2 separate regions of the Mus musculus genome follow, and region 2 is linked to region 1. The links are chromatin contacts, found by Hi-C or POLR2A ChIA-PET in ENCODE. All regions are on one chromosome and are shown on one strand. Each heading gives the region's core, a stretch centred on a gene start or an enhancer-like site at or near the end of the contact. The rest is flanking DNA. Distances are from core to core; before and after follow the strand shown.

Region 1 (6,891 bases), core at 2,267-4,766:
CACACACAAACACACAAATACACAAGCACAAACACACAAGCACACATTACAAGCAGGCTGGACCACGATGCTCACAACTAACCTAAGCTGGTAGCAACAACCTGTCCACTCTTCCCTCACGGCCTCATGCCTCATTAGGCCACCGCCCTGCTCCCCAACCTTGCTTTATTGAGCATAAAGTTTCCAGATGTGCCTTTTGGAGACACACGGAAAGCACAGGTGCCATGAGCAGCTCTCCAGACAGATACCTTAAAGGCCATTCCTCCGTTCCTCCACACTGAGAAAGTATAACTTGATGCTTTATGTTTGACAAAGAAAACGGGAGCCAGACATTAACAAATAACAACATCGCAAAGGTACACCCGTCTTTGCATATACCCAAAATGCCATCAAGAATGTAAACAGGCAGACACAGACCCGGAAAAAATACTCACACATGTACACGGGTCAGAGGTCAGACATGCAAGACACACTAGGACTCTTGCTGCTCAAGAACACACAGAGAGAAATGCAAGGTTTTAAATGGCCCTTACGAGAGAAGATGTGCAAGTAGCCACGGTCAGCACAGGAGAAGGCCTCTACTGCCATCAGCTTCCAAAGAATGCCAATCAAAGGACAATGGCTAAAATAAAAACTTCACGATGCCAGATGCAGGAGAGGATGTGGGGCGATGGATTGGAGGTGATGCAGACATTTGGAATGCTGCATTTGCTTTATGAGTCGAACACAGGCTAGGCGTGCTGGTGCATGCTTTTAATCCTGAACTCAGGAGGCAGAGGCAGGAAGATCTCTGTGAGTTCAAGACCAGGCTGATCTACATAGTGGATTCTAGGACAGCCAGGATTGTGTAGCTCCCTACATGACCCTGTCTCAAAGAAAGAAAGAAAGAAAGAGAGAGAGAGAGAGAGAGAGAGAGAGAGAGAGAGAGAGAGAGAGAGAAAGAAAGGGTTGAATACAGCAAGTAGGTGGTATTTGTTATGGTTTTAACAGTGGACGGTTCATAAGGAAAGCAAACCTGATTACTAGAACCGACTGCTTCCTGCTGTAAACTCTCCTACAATAACCAGTTTAAAGATGTCAGCACAACATCACTGAAATCAGAGATGGGATGGGATGGCCCAGGTGGCATTTGCTAGCTGGTCCCCGTTCATCTCTACCCACCATGCATCTGTAATGTGACCCGACAACCCTACTCCTGGGCATTTTTTAGGAGAAATAGAAATATATCTCCAAAAGCTCCCTGTGTGAATGAGCTCTGTTTCTCGAGGCCCAGACTTAAAGGCAAGAGGACTGAGAAGTGATCTGCACTAGACCCAGGATGGAATGCCACTCAGGGACGAAAAGGAATGACCTCCTGAGACAATGTGCAGCAATGTGGCCACATCTTGAAACCATCAAGCTGTGTGGAATGAGGCAAACTGGAGCAGAGTAGGCTGTGTGGTAGCACTTCTATACCATTGCAGATGGGTGAAAACTGACCAATCATGGTGGCAATGAGACCAAGAGCCCTGAGGCAGGACCCCTACCTGGTCCATTCATCCTTTATCACACTAGGATAGAATTAACTCCTTAGGAGACTTTCTAATTGCTTGATTGAGAGCCCCAACTGGAGATCATGGGACTTCAGAGTAACCTTCCTCTTCCTCTGCTTCTCTCAGTGTCCACTGGCGCCATCAGCGTCTGCTGTGTCTCCTCTGGAGCCGTGCTTCATGCTGGCTGAATGACCTAGCATATACCCCGTTGACTGTGGATCTCCAGAGGGGACATCTCGGTTGGTCCTTTGACACACTAGCATAACTGAGCACTTAACTGACTGAGTCACAGGGCAGGGGTGGTTTATTTCCCCAACCAAGAAGAGTTCGAAAAGTCCTACCAGGGTCTACAGAATCTGAGCTGTGGAAGATGCAAATGGCGATTGGGCAGGTCCGGGGGCGGGGGGGGGGGGGGGGCTCACAAGTGAGTGCTATGGGGTAGTGAGAGCAAAGGCTGTGTGTGTGGGATAACCTGAACTACATCTAGACACCGAGGTGACATTTACAGGTCCCAAACTTCTGGCAGATGGTTTCACCTAAGTCTCTTTAATGATAAACCAGGTGCTGGGTGTGGTGGCACGCTCCTGTAAGTTTCAGGGTCAACCTAGGCTACATTAGTAAGACCCTGACTCAAAAAAAAAAAAAAAAAAAAAGCGCGAACTTTGAACCTTGGTCTGTGGGACCTTCAAGTCTGATGAAAGCTGCGGGCTTGTGTGGTCTCAGAATAGGTAGATGCAGATCGGGGTGGGGATGCACGCAGCAACAGCTGCAGAAGTCATGTAGAGTTCACACACGCCCAAGGGAAGCCAAGGTTGGAGTGCTCAGCCTTCCCATGGGGACAACACCCACCACAGTCACAGTCCCCCGCCTTTTTTAAAGTGTGTGGTTATGTGGGTGTGCATTTGTCCGCGCAGGCTTCCAGCTGTTTGCTTCTATCTGTACAACGACTGCCAGAAGGAACTGCGACCTAGACTTTTGATCCAGTCAATAAACACACGGGAGCTGGGCCTGGCCACAGTGGTCAGACTCAGAAGCGAGACTCTAGATGAAGGGACAGTAACGATAAAAGCCTTCCCCTCACCCCTCCAGTCTTTCTGGCAGTTCGTGTCTGAATCTAAAAGCCAGAAGTGGCACCGTCTCTAACGAGCAACTTCTCTGGTTTTCTGCTTTGTAACTAGGAGCATCACCAGGAGTTTGAAGCCACAATGAATTCAGACTAGTTTGGATTACAGATACCCCCTCCCCCCCCCCCCCCCCGGTCTAAAAAAAGCAAAGAACGCACAAGGAACACAGGGTGTGTAGGTATCCGCCGTGGTGATGTATCCCCCACCCCTCTGTCCCCCCTCAATGGACAAGCATCGGAGCCTCTGCTGCTGTACGCCTAGGTAGCCAAGGGTTAACCGGCGTCCCCCTCCCCCCTCCGCCCCCGCCGGGCTGGGCAAGGCGGGAAGGCGGCGCGCCGGGTGCCAAAGTCGGAACCTGCTCTCGGCAGCTCCCCGCGCTGCCTTGACTCACCGCCAGGCCTGGCGCGGCCGCCGGCTGTGGAATGTGTGAGCGCCATGTGTCACCGCCCCAGACTGTGGGAAAACGCTGCTCCGCTCACCTCCCAGCAGCTGGCCCGCGCCCGCCCGCCCGGGAGCCGGGAAACAGGAGCCGCCCGCCTGGGAGGCCGCCCGGGGCCACTTCCGAGCGCGCGCCGCCTCTCCGCCCACACGCCGGTCCCTGCCGGCGACCCGGGGCTGCGGCGCCACCCGCAGCGAGTGGCCCAGCACGCCCTTCTTTTGCCCCCGCTGGCCTTATGCATCCTCCTGCTCCACCAGGCCGGCCTTAGACACAGAGAGCCCCTGTTCTGAGAGCTCCTGGGCGGTGACCTCTTTCCGGGAAAGGGCCAGAGAACTGAGGGCTATGCAGGGGACTGACCTCATGGGGTTGTGTGACAGCTCCAGTCTGGACCTTGCCAGCCCTGAACAGGAGGTTCCACTCTGCCTGACCCTTCCCCCGGAGAGCTAGGCAAGAGCCCTGCACCTCAACGCGGGGGCAGCCTCCCCTCTAGTCATTGGATGAGAGTCACATGGGTCCAGAAGTCAGCCAGGGACAAGGTTTCCAATGCCTAGCCATGCAGGGAGATGTAGGCAAAGTCACATTCTGGGTGGCAGCCATGCAAGACTGGAGACAGCGCAGTGCACCTTGTTCCGAGCCTGGCTCTCCACTCCGTGGCCAAGTGTCTCTTCAGCCAAGGCTCCTTGTGGTGTCGCTGCCTTCCAGGGCAGTTGGGACGAAATCAGATGGGGGTGGGGGCAAACCTCGGGGTCCAGGGATCCAGGGTCTTCACCTAGCATCAGCCTCTGCTGCTTTCTGAGGGGTCGAGGTGTGTGTGTGTGTGTGTGTGTGTATGCCACCCCCGTAGGAGGCTCGGGACCTGGGTGGGGTCTCTGCTGTACCCAGCTCTCCTCCAGCATGATCTGTTTCTGTTTTTTCTCCCTGCCTGTTCTTCACAGTGGGCGATGAGGTCTCACTTCTGTGGTTCTTCCCAGGCTAACCTAATCCAGTTCAACAGCTGCCTCTCCTGAAGTCCCCATGCACTTGATTTCTGTCCCCGCTCTGTACCGGTCATGGCCTGCCTAACTAGTCTTTCTCTCTCCTGCAACTTCTTATTCAAAGACGGGCTACCCTTCTATGTACCCCCCCCCCCCCATGAACAACACTGAATTCTGCATGTGACAGCCACTCTGCAGATTGAGTGCACCCCCACATGAACACTTGTCAATACCATTTATCACAGGTTCAGAACCTCATTGCCCAGACATGTGACCTCGGTCAGGCTAATCTTGCCATCTCAAATCTCTCCCCTCACCTGCAGAACATAAATCTGAGTAGGGTGTGGTGCCACAGGCCTATGATCCCAGCACGTAGGAAGCAAGAAGATCACAAGTTTGAGGCCAGCCTCTGCTTTCTATTGGGGAATCTAATGAAGAAGAGAGGGAGGAGGAAGAAGAAAAGAAAAAAAGGGGGAAAAGAATGCATTCGGTGGTATTTGGTGCGCTATAAGCTTTGAATAATGAAACTCCAGTTAACGACAGGATGCATCATGGCAGTGGTTCTCAAAAGAGTATGTCATCTAGTGACACCTTACCCATCTTACTTTGTATAAGTGCACTCTATGAAGTTCCCATAATGATAAGGTCAGTGAGAGATCCCTGTCATTAATCCATATACAATTGCTAAAATACCATAGACTGGCGGCAGACATTGACTGACGCCCAGTTCTGGATGTTGAAGTCAAAGAATAAGGCACAGGTGACTCAATTCCCCTGAAGTCCCTCTTCCTTGGCTTATAGGCAGTTTGTAGATAGTCTTCGCTTTTTGTGGATTCTTCTTTTTCCCATCCTTTATTCCTCCACCCCCTTTTCACTACCTATCACTAGATAAGAAGGAAAGGATAAAGGGGAGACAGAGATCCTTGAATCTAATTCTTTCCTTTTGTTTCTTCTCTGAGTATGAGAAAACTGCATCCAAAACCCCACCCACCCTGCCTATTGTGGCTCTAGCATTTACATACCCTCTGAAAAGTTCCCAGAATTCCAGAGGTCACACAACTGCAGAAATTGTCTGCAGCTGGCAAAACTGTGCCTCTGTTAGGGCACGAGGAAATCACGTCAGCTGCTGCAGACAATCTGAAGCAGCCCCACAGCCCCACACTGGGATTAAAACAAGAACACTTTCTCATAACATTTCTGTGTTATTTAAAGAATCTGAAATTCCAGAATTGTCGCCACAGCAGCTACTTTCTCTGTGTCCTCCCATGGCAGAGGGCTCGATCATGCCTTTTTATAAGGACACTAGCCCTGTTAGATGGGGGATACTGTTCTTAAGACCTCAAACGGTTTCTACAAAGATCTGCTTCCGAATACTGTTACGTTAGGGGTTAGATTTTGACTTGTGTTTTCAGGAGAGAGTTCAGTCCACAGCAGTAGACCTAGGTGGGTTCCAAGAAGCAGATGCTGAAGCCGATGTGTGTTTGGCCTGCTTGGTGCCAGAAATATGGGCATAAATAGAGGCCAGAACTAGCAAGCATCAAGGGGCAAGCATGTTTGTCTTGGAAGACTGCTGTGAGGGAAGTCAATTAAAAAAAAAAAAGGGATGCTACAGATTCTGCAGAAATTGGGATGCTGGGTTTGTAGTGTGACATTGTGACATGCCTGAAAACAGCTGGAGAAAGTGAGGGGCAGGGCGTGGAAGAACAAGTCTTTGGAATGGTGTGGCCACACCAAAGCTGTGGGAATGCTTCCAAGGGCACAAGGCACAGGAAACCTAGTTCCAATACACAGGTGGGAAAACTGAGGCTGGGTAAAGTCAAGCGATCAGCCAGGGCTTACCTAGTAGTTTGCAGGAACCGACGAGTCAGATGTGGCTCTTGTCTGATTCCATGGTGGGCGATGAACTTGCTACTCCTACCCGCGGCACCTAAGTGCTGGGTGGGAACAAGCTTAGGTTAGGTCTACAAGCTAGTCTGTGGCCAGCGGGTAACAGAGAGAAAGAACAGAGACACTTGTCACCTGGAGCTTCTAACAGTGACCCTGTCAAGACACCTACCCCACACATACTCTGGTGTAGCTTGGCCAAGGTTAGCCCATGTGCAACTGGCCAGCAGATGCAGCCTGAATCCTGAGGCATAGAGACAATGCTGCATGGGAAGGCATGATACGTCTGAGTACTTTCGTTGCTGCTTCTATGAATGTTAAAGATGGTACTCTGATTATACATTCAAGTGAGCATTTTCAATAATAATGACCCTGCTTTGACCACCCCAGGACCTTGAAGCAATCCGATGCTGTGGACAGGAATCAAGTCTTTGGCTGGGAGACACAAACTATAGGGGAGCTGTAGTTCTTCTGAGAAGGTGAAATCAAGTTCTAGGGAAATAAGTTTCTAGTTCAAGTTGCCGAGTCCCAGAAAGAAGAGAAGGTTCACACGGTAAATGGCAGAGCTGGCTGACCCAAGAACGATCTGGCTTCAGTATCTGTATTCTGTCCATCCACGATGTTGACGCTGGGTCAGATAGCCAATATGGGAGTTGTACTTCTTAAGCCCAATAGGGACTCATGGTCTCACATATGTGAAGGTACTGATGGGGACAAGAGAGGAGACTGTTTTAGACTGCAACCATCCCAGCAACCCCAGGCCCTCCAGACCCCAGCAGTATCTGGGGGCTGAGGGTTTGCCCTATGCTGGCCTGAGGCAGCTTCTTGCCATTTAATACTTCTTTCCATCCGAAAGGCCCAAGGTCTATTTTTTGGTTGGAGCAAATGCCAGAGACAAGTGAGAGGCATTTAAAAAGAGCAAACAGCTGGAGGACAAT
Region 2 (6,891 bases), core at 1,834-4,333, 170 kb after region 1:
GGACACACTCTAGCTATTAACCACCCAAGACTCACTTCAGCTACTGACCACTCAGGACTCCAGCCGTTGACAATGCAGGACCTCAGGACCTCACAGCCCTACACCAGTGATCTGAGGGCATTATCCTCATTATTATGAGGCTTGCCCATAAGCCAATCTGATAGGGAACATTTTCTTAGCATGGGTTCTTTCTTCCCAAATGGCTCTAGCTTGTGTCAAGTTGATCTAAAACTACCTAGCACGAGTGTTATATCAGAGTCAGGGCCTGAAGCTGTTAGATGGCACATCAAATAACTCTATTCTTAAGTTGCAAAGTAGATCACAATTGTTAAGGAGGATAATCACCAAAAATTTTCTTGCCTAAAATCAGTGGAAGATTCTGTGTCGAGACAGCGCTAGAAACATCACAGGTGCCATCTGTTCACGCAGTTTTCTTGAGAAAGGAGAACATGACAGCTACTGCAGCTGTCACAGCTTACACATGGCCACCGCAGGACACTGTCTAAGCCTGTGCCCTCCTGAGAGTATAGATGTTTATGTGCCTGAAACACAGGGGCCATCTTTGTGTTCCTACTTTAAATTGTGAAATTCTAACCATCCACATTGGAAATTTGCCTGGAATTTCAACACACCTCTGCCCCACTATCAAGCAATTCCCCTGGTAGGTGGTTGCCTCGAAAAAATGAAATCAGGTTGAATGAACTCATGGTGGACTCCTCAGGACTTTTTATGGCAGTTTTGGTCACAAAGGCTTCAACCAAATGCATCTTAGATATCCCAAAATGGATGCAGGGATCAGTAGCTAATTGTGGTACATCCATGCCATGAAATAACATCCAGACCAAACAAAGAAAAGAAGAACCCACCACTGGAGCATGCAATAACACAGGCCTCAGAAAGCACACCAAACAAAGGAAGCCGGCCAGAAAGGAGGGCACGTCACACCATTCTACTTCTGTGACACTGTAGAGGAAAACATCCAATCTGGGAATAGGAAGCCAGGTTACCGTTTGCTTTATGCTCTATGCAGACAGAGGGACACAAGGATAGAGAATGAAGAAAACTCCCAGGGTGGTAGAAATGTTTCTGACTGGGTGCTAGATCACATGGGCACATTCATTTGTCAAACTTCACTGAGCATTTAAGGTCTGAATGTTTTACTTTGTGCAAACCTGTAGGAGGGTGGCAGGTTTAAGCAAGATTTTAGCTGTAGAAAGGAAGGTATAACATCAGCCATCCAGGCAGGGAGAGACTAGGTGGGTACAGAGCAGTTAAGCACTAGAGTGAGTTTGCAGAGTGTATCCAGGTCCAGCCAGGGCTTGGGAGAGCTGTCTTCCCACTAATCCTAATGGCCAGGGCCAGCCAGCATCTTGTGCTCCATGCCAGCACTGAGCTGTCACCATGGGTCTGACCACAGCTGCTTTAATAGCAGGTTGGGAGAGCCATTTCCTCTCGGCCATACGGCCACATCACAGCCGCTGGCAGCTCTCTCTGGCCTTCTTCCCTCCACCGCTGACTGCCTTGTGGAGTTCACTGAAGAGCTTTCCCTCTCTTCTTCCCCAGACACCCTTCTAGGATATTTCTGGACCCCCTCTGCCCTTTACATTACCTGAACTCTATGGATGATCAACTCTGGATCCTTGGAATTTGGGGGACAGCTTTCCTGGGCCACGTAAAAATCCCTTCTTGTTTTTCAAGTCCATCTCTGTTTTTTTTTTTTTTTTCTCAACCAAATTGTCAAATCAGATCTCTCCAGATGCCAGCATTTGGTAATAAGTTGCCAGACTGGATGCTCTTCCGAAACAGTATTTTGCTCACATTTTTTTTTTCATCTATTCAAATGCTATCTTAGCCTCTCACCAATTTCGTCACTAAAATGTAGTTTCCCAAATGTCAAGTTTGTCCTATTGAACACCAGCACCAAGCTCTAAGCCTCTTGGAGAACACACAGCTTATTATCTAGTTTTCTTGTCTGTAAGTCACAAGAAAACCTTTTTCATAAGCATAAGGTGACTAGATGAAGCCTTCCCCTTACTGTGATGTTTATATTTTCAATGTTAAAATGAAATCTCTGAGACACCAGACACATGGCACCCAGATGAAGCCTGGTTATCTGGATGTGGGGCCACGGGTGCAGTTCAAGGAAGTTTTGGTCACATGCAGCACGCTATAGCCTGGAAATGTGTATCTGCCACAGGGAGACCCCCAGCCCCAAGCTTGCTTCCCTCTTCTTCTCCTCTGACCCCAGCAACCTATGATCCCCTTTGGTGGAAAACCCAGAAATACAGTTCACCTAGGGTGTCTTGTACTGCTGCTAGAACTAACTCTTCTCAGGGGTCTCCCCTTAGGTGGGCCCACTGATGGAGAAAGGGGGAAGCAAGGTAGCAGGACGTTGGGCCCCTGGCCACCTAGTTCTTTAACCAGAGCCGGGGCCCTTTGATCTGTTTCCTATCTGGAGGGAGCTTCCATGTAAACCTATCAAGATCATGGATTACTGCTGCCACCTCCCCTGGTATTATGCCCAGCACCATCTGATCCTCCAGACGGACACACGAAGGTAGGCTGTCCCTCGCAGAGCTGAATCATGAGAAGTAATCTGCCTGACTATCAGTAAGCATTACTACCTGCGAGTCAGACTGGTAGGGAAGATGGTATCTGGGCTAATTTAGCTCTTGTCTCCCTCTCTCCTTCCTTCCCTCTCACTCCTTCTCTCCTTCCCCCTCTCCTTCCTTCCTCCCTCCCTCCCTCCCTCCCTTCCTTCCTTCCTGCTTTCCCTCCTTTCCTCTGGACCCATTCTGGTGTCTTGCCTGGACCAGACCTTCCTGTGGTAGTAAATTCCTTTCACACTTTTGAGTTGTTTCAAAGTGCATTCAGGAGGTGTGCGCGCCTTCCCTCTGGTCTAGACACAATTACAGTAGTCAGAGGAACTGGGCCTGTCTGAGACTCTCACTTGAGTCCACCTGGGCCCATCTGCTGCCGTCGTAAATCTACAGGGAGCCAAAGGTGACTGCCAGAGGGGGCTGCTGCAAGCTTTTCTTGCTACCAGTTGCTCCGAGTCGCCTCTGCCAGGCCCGAGAAGCGCTGACTCAGCAGAACCAGGCTGCCTCTTGGAGACACGGGGCAGGGTGCGAATTTAAAAGCACAGTGCAAGCCTACCACAGAGCAAACGCAGAACAAAAGGTTAATTCCACGGATAAACAGCTCTCGGTGGCGCTCGACCGAGCGTCTGGTTCCCATTTCGCGGTGCCATTCTGCCAGATGCTCTCTCTGCTCACACATCCTGCTAAGGCTGAGATGAAATACAAAACCAGAAAGCTGCAAGCGTTGCTGGCAGCACAGGGTGGCAACATGCGGGGACACAGAAACCTTGGGAAGTGTCTTAGCTGTTCGCAGACCGCACTACCGCAACTGGCAAGTGGGGGCGGGGCGCTTAGATAAGCTAGTAGAGCCTTACTTGCTCAGACTGCTCAGTCTGAGGAATTTTTTTTTTTTTTTTTTTTTTTTTAAAGAAAACGTGAATGCGAACGTCAATAGAGGGGGCATGGATCTCTTCACCATTCCTCGGGTGCACTGATGAAATTTAAGAGATTCAGGCCAGCTGGGCGTGGTGGGGCGCGTCTTTGATACTAGCACTTGGTTGGCAGAGAGAGGAGGATCTCTGTGAGTTCGAGTCCAGCCTGGTTTACAAAGTGAGTCCAGGACAGCCAGAGCTGGTTATACAGAGAAACTCTGTCTCAAACAAACAAACAAACAAAAACGAACAAAAGATGAAAGCCATATGTAGTGACTCTTGCCTGGACAGCCAGGACTTAGGAAGTAGGGGCAGAAAGATCAGGAATTCAAGGTCAGGCTGGTGAGATGGCTCAGCAGGTAAGAGCACTGACTGCTCTTCCGAAGGTCCTGAGTTCAAATCCCAGCAACCACATGGTGGCTCACAGCCATCCATAATGAGATCTGACGCCCTCTTCTGGTGTGTCTCAAGACAGCTACAGTGTACTTACAAATAATGATAAATAAATCTTTGGGCTGGAATGAGCAGGGCTGGAGCCAGCTGGGTCAAAGCGAGTAGAGGTCCTGAGTTCACAAACATCTGTACAGCTACAGTGTACTCATATACATAAAATAAATAAATAAATAAATAAATCTTTAAAAAAAAAAAGTTCAAAGTCGTTGGAGACCTTGTCTCAAAACAAAAAAGTGGAACGGAAGCAAAAGAGTCACGCGAGGCTCGGTCCGCTTTCCCCAGACTAGGAGATCTAGATTCTTTTCTTGTATATCTTCCTTTGTGTAATGTATTATTACAAGTGCCCATTAGTCCCCCTATGAGCAGGCAGGAAGGACGATTCACCATCTTAGGCATTGACTGCATCCTGTATGAAGAGCATCGTGGACCCTCATGTTTCCTTAGCAAAGGACCCAGACTTGATTAACTTTAAATATTCTATAAGACATTAAATGTAAGTTTGCAAATGCACCACGGAGAGTCGTCTATTTGTGTTTTCTGTCCCTGAATCCCAGAGGTGGCTCCTGTCTCTTCCCATCTGGAAAGTGAATATGCTGTCCTGGATGCTTTGCTGTCCACAGACAGAAGAAGGGACTGGGCCCTGAGGTATTCTCCATCTTGTTGAACACTGTGTCCAATTGCATTGTCCAAAGCAGCAGGTAGCGGTGAAAGGCCTGTAGGCCCCCATTGTGACCGCCTTGGCTGCAGGTGAAAGGTCAGGTCTCAGGCAAGACTCTGACCCTTAACTTTTTTGTGACGACTGTCACAAGGTAGATTAATCAGATTTATGGCATTAAGCTCTAGCAATATCTTTATCCCCTCAGCTCTTTTTCTCCAGCAAAACTCTGTTGGGAAGGACGCAAAAAAAAAAAAAAAAAAAAAAAAATCTGATGAAGCGCGAGCAGTGTTTTTGGTTTATCTCTCACAGTCTTTATTACAAATTGGAAAGTATCGGTCGTGTAGAGGGAGGCCAGGCAGCCCCTTCCTTCAAACAGGGCTTTTATAAGTTCCAGCAAACTGTCCTGGCCCTCAATCAAATGCTCCTTACTGCGGGGACAATGGCGAGGCCAGGGTTCGCTGGTGCCGGTGAGTTTCTTGATGTGGGGCAGACCCTTCTTACTTGACCAGAACAAGCCAGCAATGTCCATAATTAGGACGCTTTGGGCTCATCCCGAGCAGCCCAAGCAGTTGTGGGGCCTGAACGGGACTCAGAGGGGCAGGTGGTCTGCTAGGGGCATAAACAGAGAAGCCCGCAGCTTCAAAGCTCGCAGCAGGCGTGGGAAGGCAGGAGACTGCTGACGTCACAGGGGCTTTTCATCCAGCCTCGCAGGAGAGCACCAACTTCCTGCTGATAGAAATTTGTCCGCAATTTTTTTTCTCATTCAGAAGTGACGGGATCCAGGAGACACTGGCTAGATATGATGACTTGATTAAGACTTGTATAGGCGACCCACATGCCTGGGAACTGGCCAAGAGGGAGCAGGCATCAGCCCGCTCCAGGCTTTCACCAGGAAAGCTGACAGACTGCAGCTAGCAGGTTTCTCCACTCTGGGCTGTGAGGCTGTCAACATTCTGGACTCAGTGGCCCTCTGCGTTGCACCTGTGATTTTGGTATAGCTCTGAAGAGAAAAAGAAAATAACACGGGACTATTTTCCCCATAGTAATTTGCAGTGTGAAGGCAGATCACACAGACTGGACAATTATTTCCTAAGCATCTATTGTGCTCTGAGCCCTGAGCACGCTCTCTAAGATGACATGAGGCTGGATACCAGAGTGGAGGTGGGGAATGTTCATTACGTCTGGGCCAATCGTGTTGCTAAAAGGAAGATCAGTAAGATACAAAGCCTGATTTTGGGGGGGGGGGGGGGGGGCAGATACACTACAGTTGTATTTCATATCTGAGTGTAAATATCCCTCCCACCTTTTAGCTAGAGCAATAGTAGTAGAACTTTGTGACAGTGTTATCATAGGACTAAGTGAAATAATGTCCATCAAATATACAGCAATATGCCTTTAATAAGAATTTAATAAATGCCAATTGCTTTTATAATTATAATGATTATTTATTAAGCACTGACAGCCACAATAGTGCTATGTGCTACGTGGGCAGGGACACCAGCTCCATCCTGTAAGTGAAGAATTTGAGTTCATGGAAGTGAAGTTCTTTGTCCAGTCCAGGATTACACTGCAGGCAGTGGCAGATGGAAGCACCTTAGGCTCCCAAGGTAGCATGAAGACAGAGCTAAGTGTGTAGTGTTTGCCCCAGCAAGAAATAAACATTGTATGGAGCCTCTAAGATTTGGGGGTGATTTGTTATAGTTGTTTAGCTTTCCCTAATGTGGCCAAATGGCAGGCTCACCTTCATATCTTGAGTAAGAGAATATCAGAGGCCAAAAAAGCCCTGAAATAGCAGGGCTCCTGGTCTTTGGGGGGGGGGGGCGGGGGGGAGAGAAACTCCACAAAAAATGGAGACATGACTAGACCATCTTGTCTGCTGGGATTCACTTAGGTTGGTCCCACACGCACACCCCCAGGTTACTTTGAGGTTTTCGTCACTGTCGGTTTTGTGTACACACACACACACACACACACAGCTCTTCTTCATTTGCATCATGACAGAGACCAATTGTTTGCTGTAACTCTTACTGTTTGGAAACAGAAGGTAAGAATTCAGGGTGACAAGGAGTATCTAGGATAGAAGAAAAGATAAACCCGGGAGCCAACAAATCCAACATTGTAATAAATGGTGGCTTTAATCTCTCATTCTACTGCCAAGATTGCCACTGGTCTCCATGGTGTCTTCAGTCCCAGCCTCTACATACCATTCCAGTTACCTAGGCATGCGAGCATTCCCACATTTACTTCTCTCTCTCTCTCTCTCTCTCTC

The links. A loop is a pair of places that touch in the nucleus more often than their neighbours do. ChIA-PET counts read pairs that join two places held with the same protein, here RNA polymerase II (POLR2A).
Region 2: a map of left cerebral cortex shows a loop between it and region 1 (4-fold over the local background). The contact joins the enhancer-like site here to the promoter of 4632428C04Rik in region 1. A Hi-C loop is called at or near these places in 3 of 37 maps with a recorded cell type or tissue (all left cerebral cortex). POLR2A ChIA-PET finds 5 or more read pairs at or near these places in 1 of 5 experiments (Patski).

The regions. Positions count from the first base shown.
Region 1 is chr16:30,005,292-30,012,182 of GRCm38, reverse strand. It overlaps 4632428C04Rik (RIKEN cDNA 4632428C04 gene), which reads right to left and starts at 3,516. Exons shown (of 3, transcript NR_033631.1): 1 at 3,453-3,516.
Region 2 is chr16:29,835,839-29,842,729 of GRCm38, reverse strand. All of the region lies in intron 2 of Gm32679 (a long non-coding RNA gene), which reads left to right. Among named protein-coding and RNA genes, the nearest start is that of Gm32679, 11 kb to the left of the region's middle. Within about 2 kb of position 3,083, at least 2 of the 3 ENCODE cell types and tissues checked have a DNase peak (open chromatin) inside an H3K27ac peak, as active enhancers do.